Linked DNA regions of Homo sapiens: region 1 is linked to region 2. The links are chromatin loops, found by intact Hi-C in ENCODE. Cell type or tissue: prostate gland. All regions are shown on one strand. Each heading gives the region's core, and the rest is flanking DNA. Links, peaks and the distances in the headings are about the cores only. Region 1 overlaps TBX3-AS1 (TBX3 antisense RNA 1). Region 2 overlaps TBX3-AS1 (TBX3 antisense RNA 1).

Region 1 (9,407 bases), core at 1,654-6,653, 55 kb after region 2:
CAGTACTACCCACTTGTAGGCAAGGTGTGTGCTCTGAGTGCAAGAAACGGACCGGAGAGTTTAGAAGTTAGGGCCTTTGAGCTGGGAGCTGGGGTGAGCAGATCCGGGAAAGTCTTTTGCGGGACAGCGGCTGGGTGTTAAGCTCCAGCTCCCGCGCACGCCTGGCGCCCGCGGTGACCTCCGCCAACCAGGTCAGTAACGCTGTCTGGGTTTCCAAGGCTCCCAGGAGCAAAAAAATCACCCAGCCCTACCTCTCCACAGCGCGTGGAAGAGCTAAGGCTGATTGAGTTTGACCTTTCTGTCCAGAGATCTTGAAATTAAGCCCTCTCCTGTCCCACTCTTCGTGGGCCTCGATTTTCCTCATCTTCAAAATGGGAATAATAATATATTTTTACCGGAGTGAACAAAACTCAGGACCATAAGCATTAAGCTGGAAGGGACCCATCTTTTATTCACTCCCTTGTCTCCAATACTTTGAAGACTATCTGGCACCTAGAAGACTCTCAATAAATATCTGTTCAATGATGGAGTGGAATTTTCTATCCATTATACCAAACCTCTCTTCCCACTACCATCTTAGAATAAGTCTGCTTTTCACTATCTTATTTTATATATCAGAATCCGTTTGGGAGAGCAGCTAACAAATTGAATACTGGTTCTTTAAAAATGCACTTTGGAAGTGGTTATTTGTTTTACAAATGCAGAGAAAATGCCCCTTTTAGTCTCCTTCTCTCCCTTTCTTTCTTGACTTTCATTCCTGTATTGAATTATTATTTATTGAGCAGCCATTAGCTATGAGCACTGTGATCGGAGCTGGAGAGATGAGGAACCCTATCTCTTACAAAATAGGAAACCTAATTTTAGACACTCCTGCACAGACCGTGTAGCCTATTAACTTTATTTGGCTATAGTTAGTAGTCTTTTTTCTTTGCTGCCTAGCTCTTTAACTTTTGACAAGATCATAAAGGTGAGGGCATTGCTTGGTACACAATAGGAGCTCAATAAGTGTTGGATGAATTTATTCTTCCTAATATTGTAGCCCACAGCTCCACTCTCAGCTGAGGTCTTAATCGCCTTGACAGAGAATCTTTCAAATGACTACTGAAGCCAGTAATACAATGGACTGAGCAGTCCTCTAAGAGGTCCTATGCCCATGAGATTAGATTAGATTAGAACACAGTCCTGTGTTTCCAATTCCAGATACAATTCAGATTGGTTCCGGGGTAAGGTCAGCCACTCCAATTTCTAACGAGTGGACCAGGGCTGGGCAGGCACCAGATTGGCCTTTGCAAAAAGGGATGTGGGGCCCTGAGGTTCCTAAAACCATGTACCCTTTGCAGATCTCCACACTTGTCTGGCTGTGGTCCTTTCCAGACCACTCTCCCGCAAAACACACACACACATACACACACACTCACACTCACTCAACACCTTTCCCGGTAAACAGAAGTTAATGCAGTGCAGGCAGAGCTTTAGAAATGAGATGCTAGTTTGCACTGAGAACCCTCTTCCCCCACTTCCTGGCTTGCACCTAACTTCTCTTGCGCCAGCTCCCACATTTGGCAGATTCCAGGTGGCCCTCTCCTGCCCCAGCCTCCAGGAGCAGTTTCGGCCTCCTGGTATATCTGGAATTGCCACCGCAGAGGCTCAAAACCGAGGCCTCATCCCAACCCAACCAGTTGGCCAGGCCCTCTGGGGCACACAGAGGACACTGTCCACCAGCCAAGTCTTCCCTAAGGGCCATCCAGTGGAGACTGCAAGGGCACCTTCTGCAGGGGTTCCCGATGAGCCTCTCCAGAAGCGAAGAGCAGAGGTTTCCAAGTGGGAAGCAATCCACTCCTTCTCTACCCCTGCAAATTGGGGCACCTCCATCTCCAGCCTGGGTCCTGTACTTCCTTCTCTGCTTCAGACTGATTCAGATTCACCTAGTGTTCAATTAGCCACTTTTATTTATGCGCAACATGTGCACTGGACTGGGAAGTTTTTTAAAGAGAGAGAGAAAAAGTGTTTTTACTACCACTGCCTGGAAACTTTCCTGTGGCAGCTGAGGGGTTCATCCTGGGCTGGGTGACGCTTGCAGCTCCGTGGACATGTTAAGTCCTGTCTTACTAATTCTACACCTATGCCCTTATTCTGACTGGAATCAGGCGCCTTAACTTCCTGTCTTTGCATGCAATACAGGCTGTTCAGCTTCTTCCCTGAGGCCCCATGGGTGCCAATCCCCCTGGTAATGGGTCTCCTGAGTAGCAACTTAGTCTGCAACAAATCCTAAATGGAAAGAGAGAAAAACGCCCTCTTCATGTGCCCAGAATGTTATCGCTAATTTTTTGGAAAAGTGCCTGTGTACACACATATTATATCTATTATTGAGTGGGTTAGTGGGAGACTAAAAACACCGAACAACAGTTGTGGTGTGTGTGTGGGGGGTGGGGAGTATATTCTCCAATTCCCTGGTAATTTGTAACAGACAGATTTTATTGCTGCAAGAGAAAAGGAGTAACTGTGTAGCTGCAAAACAAATTTAGTTCCGTCTATATTGATGAAACAGGAGTCTGCCCATGGGGTGTGATTGTGATGCATTTCTAAAATCTGAGATTTAATGTTATATTCTGGGCTACTTGTAATGTCCATATACACACTGGTACCCACAAAGAACAGTTTAGAAATACACATGCATATTCTTTGACATTTAAATAACGCAGTGGGAGATGGGCTTAAGGTTGGACCTATACACGACTCAGTAAGCTCTCTAAACGTTAGGAAGATCTAAACTGAAGCACTAGAAAGGTCTGTGACTCTGTTCTTCCTAGCAAGCCAGCCTCACCTCCCCTTCAGATTCCATCTATAGCAATCTTCTTGTATCCCTACCAGAGGGGATTTCTTTTGCATTTTACTCCTGCCTCACCCAATCTCCCCAACTCAGAAACTTCATAATTCAACTGCAATATCCCTGTTTTACAGAAGTCTGCTCCACTCCCTTAAAAAAAAATCATACGTCGAAGTCAAAAGGTCTTTCACTGACTCCAACAATTCTCAAATTCTAGATGGAGACATGCGATGAAGGAGCCTGTCCTGGTTGTATTCACTGCATTAATACGCACACATAAAAGTGAATGCAACATCGTATTTTAACTTCTCTGATAGAAAAATCCCAACTGTGCCATACCGTCCTTCCTCCTCTCCCTGTTCTCAAAAGAATTAGAGTCCCAGGAAGTGGGGAAAGGGTGGGGGGTGGGGGTCGGGCAATGAAGTTGCTTGGAAAGGAAGAAAACAATAATTCGAGGCACTATTTACACCTGCAAACTTTGGATGGCTGTATTCGGCCCCAATTGGCTTAACTGTAAATCTTTTCCGCATGGCCCCAACTCCTGGCCTGAGCGTCTGGGTTTAATAATGCCCCTCGGCACCCCAGCAGGGCCAGGCTGAAAAGAGAGAATCCCCCACTCCACCCCCATCCAGCGCAGAGGTCATTAGAGCAGCGCCCCCCACTTCCCCATCCATCCATGCTTGAGGTACCAGACTCAGACATGTGGAGAACTCGTATTTTACCGTCTGAAGACAAGGAAAGCCTTTCAAAAGCAAATGTCCCCCCCACATCAGAAGTGGAAGGAAGTTTCCCCTCCCTCCCAACTCTGCGCGTTTGGCTTGCAAGGGGTGAATGGGAAAGAGGGGTGTCGGCACTAGAAGCCGGAGACAGGCTCCAACTCCCTGGGCTGGCAGCGTAGGGTTGACCTGTTTATAAAACTTGCTGCTAAGAAAACATGTAAAAACACACCCCAGCGGTGGGAGAGGAGAACTCTCCCTCCCCGCAACCCTCCCGGCTTCGCGCACGAAGATTCCCCCGCTCGGCTGCGTTCTCTCTGAGCCTGTTATTCTCCCGAGAGCCATCTCCTTGCAATTGCTTTTCCACCACTTTGGGAGACAGAGAGTCCTACATTTCTCTTTCATTTTTGGTTACTCCTCCCCGCCCCCCACGGCTCCCCGCAAGGTCTTTACCGTCCACTCCCGATGTGTCCTTTGCAAGCGAAGGGAGGGGGGAAGGTAGCAATCAATGCGGCAGCAAAAGACAAATCGGACAGGGTAGGGTGGGAGGTGGAGGTAGGTGAGCGGCTTCTAACTGAATCCCTGCAATCTTGATCTTAGTTCTCAAAAGGAAAAAGACCTGCGCTTCGCTGCCCTGGGTCCGCCGTGCTTTCTTCATCCCCCACCCGGGCAGCCCGCCGCGCCGCGCCGCGCCGCGCCGCGCCCCGCCCCGGTAGCTGGAGAGGGAAGGCAGGTACCCAGCGCAGGGTTACCTGCAGGCGGTTCGCCGGTTCCCGGGCCTGTCGGGACCTTGTCGCGACCGAGAGCTGGGGAAGGACAGCCTGTCCGAGACCTCTTTGCTCTCCTGCGGGCCTGTGCAGCGTTTGGGGCAAGATCCGAGCCCTGTCACCCCCTTCCACCCTTGGGTGAGAGTAGAATCCGAGGCCGTGAGCTGCTTCTCCGGTTCCGTGCTCAGCGAGGCCTGGATCCGCACCGAGGCGCGTCCAGCTTACGTATTTGCAACAGGGGTAAGGGGTGGGGTGGGGGATCTAGGTGAAGCCCCCCGGGGCAGAAACATGGCCAAAAGGACCTTATGGGACGCTCTGGGCTGTCGCTCACTCCCAACTCCTTCCTGGGGCTCGAAATCTTCCTTTCCCAAGCGAAAGGAGGAAAGGGCGCTGCGAGGGAAGACAGAGGGCAGGTTCCCGATCCAGGAAGGCCGGTCCTCTCCACTCGCCTGGAGGATTTTTAGTATCTGGTTCAGAGATGAAATGAATTGAGGCCCGGGCGCCAGTAAAAGCAACTACTAGGAAAGGCACTTTCACAATTCCAAACATTTTCTCTCTTTCTGCGTGTGTGTGTGTGTGTGTGTGTGTGTGTGAGCGCGCGCGTGCGCCTTCCTCATTCCCCTTCCTCTAAAATAAAAAAATTTTTGAAAGGAAGAGAAAACAAACTTATCTAGCCCTCATTATTCAAACCCCAAGCTAAAGACTTTTAAGGGCTTCTGGGATCTCTCGGGCCACAACCTTCACCTAACCCTTTATTCGGAATGGGAGAGGGAATAGTCTCTCCAGTCGGCACTAATCGGTCCCTGGATATCATACAAGACTTGGGACATTTTAAAATATGTAGAATTTGTTTGTATTATTTGGAGCCGGGATGATTGATTTGGGAGGGACACATCCCAACTCAAAATACAGTCACATTGTTGAGGCCTCTAGTTTCTTTTGCTGACGTGGAAGGAGGAGGAGGCTACGCAGAGTGTCATGAAATTAAGACCGACACCCTGCAGCTACTCTTCTGCCCAGTGGTCTGTGTGGCCATGGTACAAAGTCAGTGATCATAGAAGGTGGAGGGGGTTGGAGGGCTGGTGCTCAGCTCAAGTTTGTGTGAAGTGAGTTTGGCCAGAGAGTTTGCCTGGTTGTGAGACCACTGCTCGGTGACAGGGCAGGCCTGGGGTCAAGATCCTGAATCCAGGACCTACATCCTGACCTTGGCAGCAGATTTTCACGTCTTCTATTTGCCTGGCACCCCCCAGAGAAGCAAGATCACCACCCTGTGTTCTAGGACCAAAACAGGATAACTGCACAGAAGGCTAGATTTTTTCCATAGGGGCATGTTACAGCAGGAGGGATTGCATCTGTTTTCAGTGCAACAGTAAAACCTGGAACCCTTCAAGTGCTCACACTACCCCAATTCCTGTGCCCATCTCGAGAAGGTAAATCCTTCCCTCAAGCCTTAAGTGCCCCCAGGACAGCTTCATCTCTAGGGGGCATCAGTAGGTATGATGTTATCACCTTCCTTCTCTCCTCACCCTAACTGGATTTTCAAGACATGAAAACATTTGCTTTGGGAACACGGGTGTGCTGGGTGGCTGGCAAGAAGTGGAGGGAAGGTTGCAAGAAGGAAATGGAAAGAAGAGGGAGGAAAAACACACATGACAACTCTGTGCCCACGGCTCCCTTTCATTTGCATCCTGCTTGGAAATAAATGAACCCCCAAACACCAGTGAACTTTCTACTCTCACTCTCTTTAATTGAAACCCAGTACGGGAAATAGTAATGGATATTGTGCTCAAATTGAGAAAACGTGTCTGGGGCTACGAGGGGAGAGTTAGTTCAGCAGATTTGGAGGAGCTGATCTTTCTTTGGCCTGTCAACCTTCCTGACAGTGTGGTCATTTAATTTGCTATGCCCTCTTGCTTACAGATCTTCCTGTGCCCTCTGCCACATATGCTCCCCCAGGGCGAAACCCCACTCTGCCCCACAACCCTGCCACCTAACAACACTACCAATGATAAGGGAAAGAATGAAACAGTAGCAAACCACAGAAGTAAATTCTCCCATTTGAATGTCACCCTCCGTCTGCATGAGAGGACTGTTAAATTTCTCCTCCACCCTCTTAAAGTATTCTGTCACTTAGTCCCTCTACCCTACAAGTAAAATTTTGATACAAACCTCTGAGAGGCCACTTATACCCTTACCTGTCTCGACTGAAAATCTAGAAAGAGGATGTTGAAGAAAGAAAGGTGCTGGGTGGTCAAAAGTGCCTGGGGCAAAAGTCAGCTCTGGCCTGTGTCTTGGTGGTTCTGGGTCAGATAAAATGAGAGAAAAAATTCCTGGCCCCTTCCTTGTGAATTCATTTCTGCTGGCCTAATAATGCCCATTGCATTATCTTTTTTTTTAAAGTAATTAGGTAAAACACACACACACACACACACACACAAAGAGAAGGTTGAAGATATAGATTGACTTGAAATTAGGAAACCACAATTGGTTCCCTTTCCTGAGAGAGGAAAAAACCTTCACAGATGTAGAAAAAGCACTCTCCCCAGACACACACACATCCTTCAATCTTACCTCTCTCATTTCCCTTCTAACTTATCTAAATCACTGGCTGTGTACAAATTTGCCATTTTGCAGGGTGATCAGCTTTGAGGAAAGGTAGGTGCTAATAAGAATAATATGGAGGGCAAAATGTTTTCATTTTGCCTCTGCCAAAAACATATTTACATTAAGGAGGTATGATGAGCATGGATTAAGTGCATAGCGAATGATGCTCTAGAAACGGCATAAACCAACTGGCAACAAACTGAGCCTCTGTACTAAAAATATTGCTTCTCCAAGCTAGACAACTTTCAGTCTTCTCTCTCTGAAACATGCTACAGACGCTTGCACCAAATTGCCCAGATCAATAATTTAGAGGAATGTCAGAGGATAGGGGAAATGTGTGTTACAGGAAAGCTCCGTGCTGCTGGGGCAAGTAGGAAGCTGGGAGCTGGGGGCTATAGAGCTCCCCACCCTAGGTTCCTAGGTTAACTTGCAGCTCCTCACCCTAGGTTCCTGCTCTGGAAAAGATGGGGAGGTGGCCTTAGAGCTTAGGGAGCAAAGATGGGGTTCAACTCTGGAGAAAGGGGTGGCTTTGGAAATGCCAAGAGGAGAAGGTAAAACTGCCACTCTAGGCAAATGCACACAATGTTTTTCTATCTCTCAAGATACTTTATCTTTCTAGTCAAGGAAGAGAGGGGAAGGTGTTTGCTTCAGCCCCAGGAAGAGGGATCTCCAGGCTGTCATGGTTGCTGGGAAAGATGAGGGAGGGAAAGGGGGCAGAGTACGGAGGCACCAGGTCAGAAAGACAGGAGAGAATTCAGACAGGACCAAAACAGCCAGAAAAAATAGGATAAAGAAGGTAGAAAAAAAAAAAAAACAAAACAAAACATGAGAAGTTAAAGCCTGGGAAATAGATACAAGACAAGAAAGAGAAATAGAAACCAAGAACAAGATTGATGAAAGGAGGAGAAGAGAAAGTAGAAGGAAAAAGAATAAGAAAGATTCCAGACACGCATTCAAATAATCCTAAATGGGGATGAGCAGAAAGACAAGGAGACCAAAAGAAAAGGGGGGGGGGGGGTGGTGGGGAGGAGAAAGAAAGGAATGGAAAAAGAAACAAAAGGTGAATGTCCTGCCCTGTCTGTCTGGTCCAACCAAGAAGCTAGTGTCTGCCCTGGAGGGAGGAAAGGTGGGGGAGTCCAGCCTGTCTCCAAGGGACTGACAGGCAGCTTCTGGACCAGAGAGGAACTAAGCTCTCAAAGCAAGCTTTGGGGAGGAGGAAGGGATGGGGGTGCATGGTGAGTGGAGACTCCTGGAGGAAGAGCAAGCCTCCACTGGGTTCAGCACTGCCAGGGGGAGAGTCAGGGTTCAGGGTAGCATAGCAGTGCTAATGTATGTACCCCAGAGGGGTAGGGGGTGCTAGGGCAATTTGCAGGAGGACCACAAACAGTAAACTAGAGAGCTACTTCCCTGGGATCCGTGATAAGAAAATCACTTCCTCAGGTGGGAGAATTGAGCCCGAAAGAGAATGGGAGCCCTTGGGGGGCAGGCACCTGGTCAGTTTCAAAGCTCGTCAATATCAAAAGAGGCTGGGATCCTGAGATCAAATGGGCTGGGGCACTGGGCAGAAACGAGGAGCCATTGCCAAACTGCCAGGATGACCAGAACGCCCCTCCCCCAGGAAAAGTTCATATATGAACCCACCCCTGTATGAAACTTCTTAATTAGGTCTCATACCCCCGGTGAATCTTGGATGCCCTTCTGTCAACAGAATTCCCAATTTAGTGACACCTCGGACTGAAAAGAGCTCTGCGGCAAACGGGGGTGAAAGTTTAAGAGGGAATAAGCATATAATACTCCCTTGCCAGACCTCACACATGCTGAAGGGAATATTTACAGCAAACTGGCCAAAGCAAACGACCCCGCCTACCCACCATCCTTTTACCCTCCTCCCCGCCCTTTTTGTAAACTCCAGATAAACACCATTTGATCACAAAAGGGTCGGTTTGTCCCCTTTATAGTTTGAGGCAGGCAGTGCGGCAGGGAAAAGTGGCGTGGGCTAAGCTTCCGTCTCGGGCAAGGCCAGCTTCTTTGCTGGCACCGTGGCCTGGGCTAAGGACAGTTGATTTGGTTTTGTTTCCCCCGACCCCCACCCCGACCCCACCCCCACAAAGGAACATTATTTTCAGGGTCCTCCCCCCACCCAGCTTTAACACTCGCCTACTTGCACCCGCACTACTTTAAATGCTGCGGGCATTGCAGATAGAGAGGTTTTTCAGTTAATTTACTTTTTTAATTCTAGAGCTACAATTAAGTGAAAACTCTTTTTGCGAAAAGGTGGAGGAATATTTCAGAGACGCCAGAAATTATCTGGGTCTTTTCTGACCCGGAATCTGCCCTCTTTCTCCCTTCTCCTCCCCTTAAGTCACCCTTTTCTGGGACTCTGTTGAAGGGCAGGCTCTTTCAACGTCTCTAGTCTGTCTTTTGTTGAGTGTGAGACCGAAGGAAAGAGGATCGAGGGGTCTGCAGAGAGAAAAAGACCGCAGATAGCCGGCA
Region 2 (9,407 bases), core at 1,804-6,803:
GTCGCTAGCTCTCTCCGAGCCTCAGTTTCCCCAATTTGGAAACAAGGAGAAATAACATCAATAATAGCATGGATAACACTACGGTCACTAACAGCAACAATTACACTAAAACCACTGCAACACACAGCAGTAAGGATAATAAGCCCTTCCTACGGTACTGTAAGATAGCATAATGAGAAGCACATCAGGACCCATAAATCATAGTGCAGATATAATTTATTGTTATTAATATGATCTGCCCTGTCCTTCCCCAGCCCCTCGGGCTGCCAGGAAAGTCTGTGCTCTGTCATCATGCACTTGAAGACAGGTTGTTTTGTCCCTTCCCTCTTCTTGTTTCTAATCACAATGTTCTAATTCTCCGGCTGAGGTTGAATTCAATTCTCAGTCAGAGCTCGATACCATATATCACCCCCTGTCCAGGATAGCGATCTGGCTTCTGTCTTCTAAGCACTCCAGAGCCGCCAAGTGCCGAGCGCTTACTATGTGCCAGGCGCGGGTTCCACTTTCAGCATTAGCAATCACATTTACGGCTCCCAGCAATGCAGCCAGAGACGTATTTGTATAATATCACCCCCATTTCACACAGGAGGAGACTAAGGTTCAGGGAACTGATCTCCTCCCAAGAATGTCTCGCTCCAAACGAGCACGTTCTTCCGCCAAAGTGCACTAACACCATGCCATCGGGTCTTTGGACAACTTGGTAAGGCAGACTCCAGCTTACTCCAATGGTCATGGTATACACAAGGAAACAAACTCAAGCAGGACCCTGCTATCTCTTGAGTTCAATTAAACATTCACCAACCCTCAACTGTGATTTCAAGGAACATGGAAGACGAGGAGGGAGGGAGGGAGCGAGGAGGCCGCCTGCATGAAGTTGGAGCATGTCTATCTGCACATCAGAATGTTTCCTGGGGGTTCCGCCAGGAATTGAGGCCTGTGGGCCCTACTGGCAGTCCTGCCAGTGAATCCAAGGCCCCAGCTCCCTTTGATCCTCTCCACAGTTCATGCCTCCCCTGAGGGAATCCCACCTTGCAGCCCTGATGTCTAACTTGTGATATCCCAGTAGTGTCCCTAAGAGCACCAGGCTAGCCGGGGGACTTTGAGGTCTGGTGACACTGAGAGGGACTCGATGTTCTGGGAGAGAAAAGACAGCCAGCTTCCTAGGGATAGAGCACCTCCATGTGCCAGATATTACCTTGCAAGTCCCCTCGCTGCTCATTCACTTGTTCCCTATATTTTTTTCTTTTTCTTTTTGAAACAGGGTCTCGCTCTGTCACCCAGGCTGGAGTGCAGTGGTGCGATCACGGCTCACTACAGCCTGGACCTCCCGGATGCTCAAGTGATCCTTCCACCTCAACTTCCAAGTAGCTAGAACTACAGGCATATGCCACCATGCCCAGCTAAGTTTTTGTAGAGATGGGATCTCACTATGCTGCCCAGGCTGGTCTCGAGCTCCTGGACTCAAGTGATCCGCCTACCTCAGCCTCCCAAAGTGCCGGGATTCCCGGCATGAGCCACGGTCTCTATTTCTCCTTATGTAGCTGAGTTTTCATGTTTCTGTTTTGCAGGTGTTGTCTGTATTTCTGACCCTCTCCTTGGCTCTGTTCTTCTGTAGAAAAGAGAATTTGTGGGTAATTCTCTCTGTCTCGCTCCCTTTTCTTTTTTCTTCTGCTGCTTCTTTCATGCTCTCAGACTTTTAAACTTTTAACCTCTATCTCTTCCCTCTCCGTCTCTCTCTTTCTCTCTCTCTCTCTGCCTGACTCTTTCATTCTTTGTCTATTTCTCCTCTGTCTGTCTCTGTCTCTCCCTCTCCTTACATGGCCTCTACCCCATCTCTGCCTATTTCCCCATATGTGGCCTGCCTGTCCATCCTCTGTCTGCCAGAGCACCGGGAAAGCCCAGTCATTCCACAGAACAATTAGCAGCAGCCACCAGGGAAACATGGTTCATGGTGATGAGATTCACCGCAGTCCAAAGCCCATCCAGGGCACACAGGGTTTGGACAAACCTGTCTAATACCTTCCTCACCTTCTGTCCATCACCGAAAACAAGCCTGTGTTCACAGAGGATCAGGGTCATTTCAAATAACTGAACATGTTATTAGGAGACAAAACACTGCTGACAAGGATTCCTGGGAGGTTTTTGCTATGTGGGGGGTCAACGGCCTCCATTCTCCCTGAAAGGCTTCCAGACATGCTCATCAATTTCCAATTTACTATTTAGTCCAACATTGCTGGGGGCTTCCAGGCCCACACTAGGAGGCTGGCTCTACATTTTCATGTTTTCCAGCCAAAAATGTCCCTTTGGCTAAACCTCGGAGCTCATCTACATTTTGAAACATTGTGAACCAAACCAATCCACACATATGAAGGGCCAGGGTGTCTTTGGCACAGCACCACCCCTCACCCCAACATACAGACATTTATTAGGCAAGTGTCTGCCAAGAACCCAGCATTTGCTGAGCCATTTGACTAAAATTCCTCCTTTTTAAATATTATTTGTAGAGATGGGGTCTCCCTGTGTTGCCCAGGCTGGTCTCTAACTCCTCCTGGGTCTAAGTGATCCTCTCACCTCGGCCTCTCAAAGTGCTGGGATTTAAATTCCTTATTTTAGTTTTAACTTCTCAGTGGAAGTGAATAGTATTAATTTTCTTATTGTAGACCGAAGGCTGAGATTCAGGTTAAACACAGTGACTTTTCCAAGGTCACTCACCCAGTGTGATAGCAGCCCTGCTGAACTGCTCTCTTTAACAGGCAAGAGAGAAACAGAGTAAGAAATGAGCCTGGGCCAGGCACAGCTGTGCACACCTGTAATCTCAGCACTTTGGGAGGCCTGGCCTGGGGGATCACTTGATCCCAGGAGTTGGAAAACAGCCTGGACAACACAACGAAACCCCGTCTCTACAAAAAATAAAAAATTAGCTGGGCATGGTGGTGCCCACCTGTAGTCCCAGCTACTCAGGAGGCTGAGATGGGAGGATCACTTGAGCTCAGGAAGTTGAGGCTACAGTGAGCTGTGATTGCACCACTGTCCTCCAGCCTGGGTAACAGTGCATGACCCTGTCTCAAAAAAAAAAAAAAAAAAAAGCCACACATGGTTGCTCATGCCTATAATCCTAGGACTTTGGGAGGTCGAGGCGGGTGGATCATCTGAGGTCAGTAGTTCGAGAAGAGCCTGGCCAACATGGTGAAACCCCATCTCTACTAAAAATACAAAAATTAGCTGGGCATGGTGGTACTCACCTGTAATCCCAGCTACTTGGGAGGCTGAGGCAGGAGAATCGCTTGAACCCGGGAGGCAGAGGTTGCAGTGACCGTGATCACACCATTGCACTCCAGACTGGGCGACAGAGTGAGACTGTCTCAAAAACAAAACAAAAACAAAAGTGAGAAAAGAAATGAGCCTGAGCTTTGATTATTGTTTCATGCTGATCCTCGTCTCACTGATTTTCTTTCTCCTCTCACCGATTTGCATTAGAACTGGGTTTTGTTTCTGCATTTTTGTCACTAAGCTTCCAGCACCCATCCCCGTGCAGAAACAGAATTTCTCCTCTCTAGAAAACAGCTTTTTTGGCTAGAGAAACGCTATTTTCTCCTCCATGTAGGGGCAGGAGGCATTCCGAATAGTTAGCTTTTGGAAGGCAAATTTGGCATCCGGGATTGTTTTCTGCCTTATTAAACTTTTCAGAAACTGTATCTCTTTTAAACAGCCTAAGGGGGCTCTCCCCGCATCCAGTTCCCCCTCCAAAGGACCCTCTCTATCAGCCCACACGTTCCCTCATCCCATCTGTCAGAGGCCGGAGCCAAAACATGTCCCAGGAAAGCCGGAGGAAGGGGCGAGGCAGGGAGAGAGATGTCTAATTATCATCACAGAACCTTTGAAAAGTATCTTGAGCAAATCGAGTTTGTCTAAAACGCATCCAGCGTTTAACATTTAATAGGAGCTGATCAACTTAATGCACCACATGCGATGGGTAAACGGATCCTTCCCCTTTAAGGGCCTGTTGACGTGAGGTGAAGGAGAAAAACAGTTGTTATGATTCAGAAACTCAGGATGAACCCAATTAATCAATGCTGGGATGATTTGAATCATGTGGCCAATGCTTGGTCACCTCTCTGATATCCTATCCTCAGCCCTCGGAAGATGCAGACGTGATTAATGTCACCTGTGACCACCATGTCTCCAGGCAAGACCCCCCCAAACCCGGCAGACAGAGAAACAAATTAGATCCAAAGGTACAGGATCAGTTTCAGAGGGGACAGGCCCCCAGCTGGGGAGGGGGGTGGTCTCTGGGGGTGCCTGGCCTGGCCCGTCAGTCACAGGCGGGCAGGAGATAGAGGCCAGACCATGTGGGGGCTGGGAGAGAAGGAAGGCTTAGAGATGGGGTGCTGGTAGTAAGGGCATACGACAGGCTCAAACCTCAAAGCTCAAAGTGCTCGGCTGGGGCCCTGAGCACGCCTGCATCTTTGAGGGTTTTTTTTTTTTTTTTTTTTTTTGGTATAAAAATAATTGCTCAAGCTTTTCCTCCCTCTTAGGGTTACAGTCAGTCGTGTCTGCCCTGGGCCTTGGCTGGGAGGAAATGAGTTTGAGAGAGAGAGGGTGGGTGAGTGTTAATCAGAGTTATTTTGATTGCTTTGAAAGTCTGTGCCTGTTATACATACATACACACACACACACACACACACAAATGTTTTTATCCCTACTCCAAATAGCTTCTCAAGTTCATGAATTACACAATGGGGCCTCCTCCTCTTTTTTAAATCTTCTGATTCATTCTTTTTTGTTCCTTCCTCTTTTTTGTATCTTTTATCTCCCCCTCCTCTCCTACCAACCTTCTTTCATTCATTCAACCAACATTTCTAGGAGTGCTGCAGGCACCTCCGGGGGACTTCCTGGGAAAGGAAGATAAGATTCTGGGAAAGATAAGCAGCCTAAGATAGCAAAGATTCCCATTTCCTCATTTTTCTCACCTACTTCCCAAGTCTGTGATGCCGCTTAAGTCTAAATGTCTAAAATCCTGTTTTGCAATTCCCCCGCCTCAAAGCCTTTGCTAGCCCTGCCTCCACCTGGAGCATCAACCCCGCATCCTTGGGGATAATGGACTTTTCCATCAAGGCTAGCCCCAGATGCTTCCCCATAACATCATCCTGTACCATCCAGCTATTATCAAGCTCTACCTCCTCTCAAGTCACTGGAAGTACATGCCAAGACTTTCAGAGCCTTATTTACATTGTCAGTGCTGTATCCTCAGCACCCAGCCCCTAGCATGGTGCCTGGCACATGGTGTGTGCTATAAGTATCTGTTGAATAACTGAATGAAGAGTGCTATAGAAAATTTCAGCTTGACATCATCCTGTTGACTTTTTTCTATTTTCTTTTCTTTTTTTTTTTTTTTTTTTTTTTTTTTTTGAGACAAAGTCTCACTCTGTCATCTAGGCTGGAGTGCAGTGACGTGGTCTCAGTTCACTGCAACCTCCACCTCCCAGGTTCAAGTGATTCTCATGCCTCAGCCTCCCTAGTAGCTGGGATTACCAGCACCTGCCACCACGCCCAGCTAATTGTTGTATTTTTAGTAGAGACGGGTTTTCACCATGTTGTCCAGGTTGGTCTCAAACTCCTAACCTCAAGTGATCCACCTGCCTCGGCCTCCCAAAATGCTGGGATTATAGACACGAGCTACCATGCCTGGCCCCATCCTATTGACTTTACAAATGTCCTCATTAAAAAATAATAATAAATACACCTTGTCTTTTTCCAGAAAGATTTTAAGATTATTTGCACTGCAGATTCCTAGACCAGGAGAAGTTGGATTCTATAGGTCAGGAGTGTGGCCCTGGAATCTGGGCCAGAGGGCTCTGATGCATGCACTCTTCAGAGAACTGAGGAACTCTACTGGGGACAATAGAGAACCACTGAAGGTTTGAGAGTAAGAGCATGACGCTTTCAGTTATGTGCTTAAAGAAGGGCATGCCGGCTGCAGTCTAGGAGCTTCAGTAGAGGAACCAGGGGTGGGTGGGAGAGAAGGGTTAGGAGACCACATGAGGAATAAGGATAGAAGTTCCAGAACTTTCTTGTGAGCTCCGAGGCAGAATCTTATTAAAAGAGGGTTTAGGAGACTTTGCATGGTTTACTTAGGGTATTTTAGGAGAACCAGTGGGGACTTCAGAGAGGCTAAAACCATCCCTTCCTAGGCTTTATCTCTACATGGAAGCAAGTGCCATGAAAATGGAGAAATTGGCAAATCACAAAGTTGAACTATGTGTGGGGAAGGAGTAAGTGAAAGAGAGAAAGGAAAGTTACGCCCCTTCTCTACTTTTATTTCTTCCTGTCTCCATTTCTGAAAGCCCCTCGGCGACCCCCAACGCTCCAATTCCAGCAGCACCCGCACCCCCAAACCTGCAGAGTCTGCAGAGACCAGACTCAGCTTCTCCCCTCCCCGGGTGCTCACAAGAGCATCTGGCCACGGACCCTGAGCTCTGGCCACGGCATCTGTTTGCAATGTTTGACTCGGTAGTTTTATTTCTGCTTGGCGGTATAATATAAACTATCTTGTTACACGGCAGGCAGGCTGGGCGCAGAGCCGGGACGCTCTGCAACTCTGCTGCAGAACCAAAAGTGAAGCGTAAATGAGCTGGTGGGCTTGGATGAGGCCTCCTTTGCAGTCAGAGGAAACGGCGGCTCTCCTTGAAAGTTCTCCCTGGCTTGGGCCTCTGCTGTTTCAATCCCAGTGTAGCCTCTGGCCGACCCCTGGAATCTATACCACCTACAACACCCATGAATATGCACACACACAAATAAACACACACACACCCCACCACATCTTGTCCATTTCTGGGGCCTACAGAGCTAGATGAGAAACCCTGGCTACAAGGGCGAATGTCAGTTAAAAGCTTGACTTCTGAAGTGAGCCTGTCTGCCTGTGAATTTTTGCCATATGAGCTTGGGCAAATGCCCTCCCCTCCCTGGGTCTCAGTTTCTTCATCTGTAAAATGGGCTTCACGATAATTACTCCTAAGTTACAGAGCTGTTCTGAGCCTTTTATGAGGCCGTATTTGCGAAGTGCTAAGAATAGTGCCCTGTGCGTGGTGTGCATTCAATAAATGTTGGCCATTGTTACAAACATTAGGATGTTTGAAATGAAATTCAAGAAAGACCAGCTCGCATTGGGAGCAGCAACTGGGTGTCACCATTACACTCACCCCAGCATGAAGGAAATTCACATCCTCTCAGGATGCCGGGGCAAGAACAAAAGGAAATCACACACCTTTCCCCTTTTCCCACAGGATCCCCTTTGGGGTGGGGGGCCAGTCCTCTATTTGGAAGTAGGAGACAGGTAGGCTCCCATGCCTGACTCCCCAAAGAAACAGATATTGGAGGGGAGTTATGCTGAGATTTTTTTATTTTTTGCAGAGATGGGATCTCACTACGTTGCCCAGGCTGGTCTCTAACTCCTGGGCTCAAGCAATCCACCCACCTCTGCCTCCCAGGTAGCTGGGATTACAGGCATGAGCCACCACACCCAGCCAGTTCTGAGGGTTGATGGAGGGCCAGGAATCCCCTCCCCAGCTTCCTGATTTCTCATGTCAATGGAGGAAATTCAGGTGAAGAAAGGACAGAATCTACACTCTGGGAGGCCCTGAACTTATCCCAAGCTCAGCTGCCCTTGGGTGGATGTTCTTGTTCCTGACTGTGGTGGGAGGACACACTTCTGCCCTACCACAGACCCTGTCTTTGGGCATTCCCAATGACAAAGGGGCAGTCCTTATGCCCTGGATCCAGAGGGACAGTCCTTGTGCCCAGCACCCCAGCAGCCTCCCTCTGGGAGACTGAGAGACAGCCTTCCCTTTTCTGTGTTTTTCTCTGCCTTTAATGCTCAGCCTAGAACTTGGAATATGTTAGGTGCTCAGCAAAAATGTGTGCTCACAGGAGCATGCTGCAGCAATTAAAGTGTGTATGTGTGTGTGTGTGTTGGACCTTCATGAGTGTGTGCACACATATTCGATGAGGATGCTTGTATCTTGGGGAGGTCCTATGACCCTGTGATACACGTGTGTGCATACACTCATGTCCCTACCGCTGGACATGGACTCTGTGTGCCCAATGAGTGTCTGCTTGAGGCCCTGCCTAGCCACAGACAGCCTTGGAGAGCCCACGCTCAGATGGCCACTCCAGACCTGGCAAGATGAAAATTTTAAATTGGAGATAGGGTGTTCTGGGGTGGAAGTAGGGTTATTGAAAACCGCTTAGGCTGGGTCCAGTGGCTCAAGCCATCTCAAATCTGTAAACTCAGCACATTGGGAAGACTCAATGGGAGTTCAAGGAGTTCAAGGTCAGACTGGACAACATAGCAAGACTCTATCTCTACAAAAAATAAAATAAAAATAAATTATTTTATTTATAAAAATGAAGAAAGTAGTGGCCCTCACTACTCAAGAGGCTGAGGCAGGAGTCTTGTTTGAGCTCAGGAGTTGGAGACTGCAGTGAACCATGATCACACCACTGCACTACAGCCTGGGTGACAGAGCAAGGCCCTGTCTCTAAAACAAAACCAAATGAAATTAATTTACATTGATTTGGTTTTCTGTCCACTGCTGGCCACAAATCACATTGACTAGTTCTCCCATTTCACTCTATCTCTGCTGTCTGTACCTCTGTGTGTGTGTGTGTGTGTGTGTGTGCACGCGTGCATGCACGCGCATGCCTGAGTACCCTGTCTCTATCTTTCTGCCTCCAGACCTGCCTCCATCTCTCTTTTCTGTGTTTATCTGGATCCCGCTCTCTTTTCTGCATGAGTTTGACTCTGAGTCTCCTTGCTCTCCTCCCTGCCCCATCTGTGTGGGTCCGGCAGCGTGCCCCTCCCTGCTGGCCTGTGAATCGTCACTCAGTGGCCCTGCCTGATCCAATGCAGGCCCCTTTGTTCACAGCCTACCGCCGCAAGCACTCCTCCACCCCTGCATCACCCTCCAGACCCTGCTTTCCTTTGCTCCTTCCCAAGTGGCCACCTCTCCAGCCCCTAATGTGAACAAAATGCCTGCCCGCCCTAACCAGGACAGCACTCAGGCATGGAGAGGTGGGAGGCAAGAGTCAGAGCTTGGCCACCAGCCACATGACCCCTGGGGCCATTAAGGAGACACCCCATCACCATTCCCTCTGCCCCACAATTCCTCCCCACTGCAGCTCAAAGCACCCCCAGGCAGCCCGCAGCACCTGGCAAGGGCAAGTTCGCGTTGAGGTTGGAGGCCAAATGCCTTCCCTGACTCTGGGTGGCCTTGGCCAAGTCAGTGTCCCTCTCTGAGTCTGTAACATAATGCCCAAGGCTCCACCTGACTCTAACTGGAGGGACACCGCAGTGCACCCCATGCCTCCCAGTGCCTGGTGGCATCCTTTACTCCTCCCATTTCCTGGAG

Evidence for each region. A loop is a pair of places that touch in the nucleus more often than their neighbours do. Peaks named below come from ENCODE experiments on the same cell type or tissue, not always from the same donor. Only the 100,000 strongest peaks of a DNase experiment are listed, where the experiment ranks them.
Region 1: it touches region 2 in a loop (5-fold over the local background); 4 of 110 quality-filtered maps call a loop at or near these places.

Annotation. Positions count from the first base shown.
Region 1 is chr12:114,687,333-114,696,739 of GRCh38, reverse strand. The region is part of intron 1 of TBX3-AS1 (TBX3 antisense RNA 1); the gene reads right to left. Among named protein-coding and RNA genes, the nearest start is that of TBX3, 7.9 kb to the right of the region's middle. RefSeq lists enhancers at 3,602-3,896, 9,040-9,407, 9,245-9,407. In prostate gland, for the core only: no CTCF peak of the experiment used is centred there; DNase peaks (open chromatin) are centred at 2,139, 3,849, 4,379, 5,269 and 2 weaker places; H3K4me3 peaks cover 3,386 bases; H3K27ac peaks cover 5,000 bases.
Region 2 is chr12:114,742,046-114,751,452 of GRCh38, reverse strand. The region is part of intron 1 of TBX3-AS1 (TBX3 antisense RNA 1); the gene reads right to left. Among named protein-coding and RNA genes, the nearest start is that of TBX3, 63 kb to the right of the region's middle. In prostate gland, for the core only: no CTCF peak of the experiment used is centred there; no DNase peak of the experiment used is centred there; H3K27ac peaks cover 1,154 bases.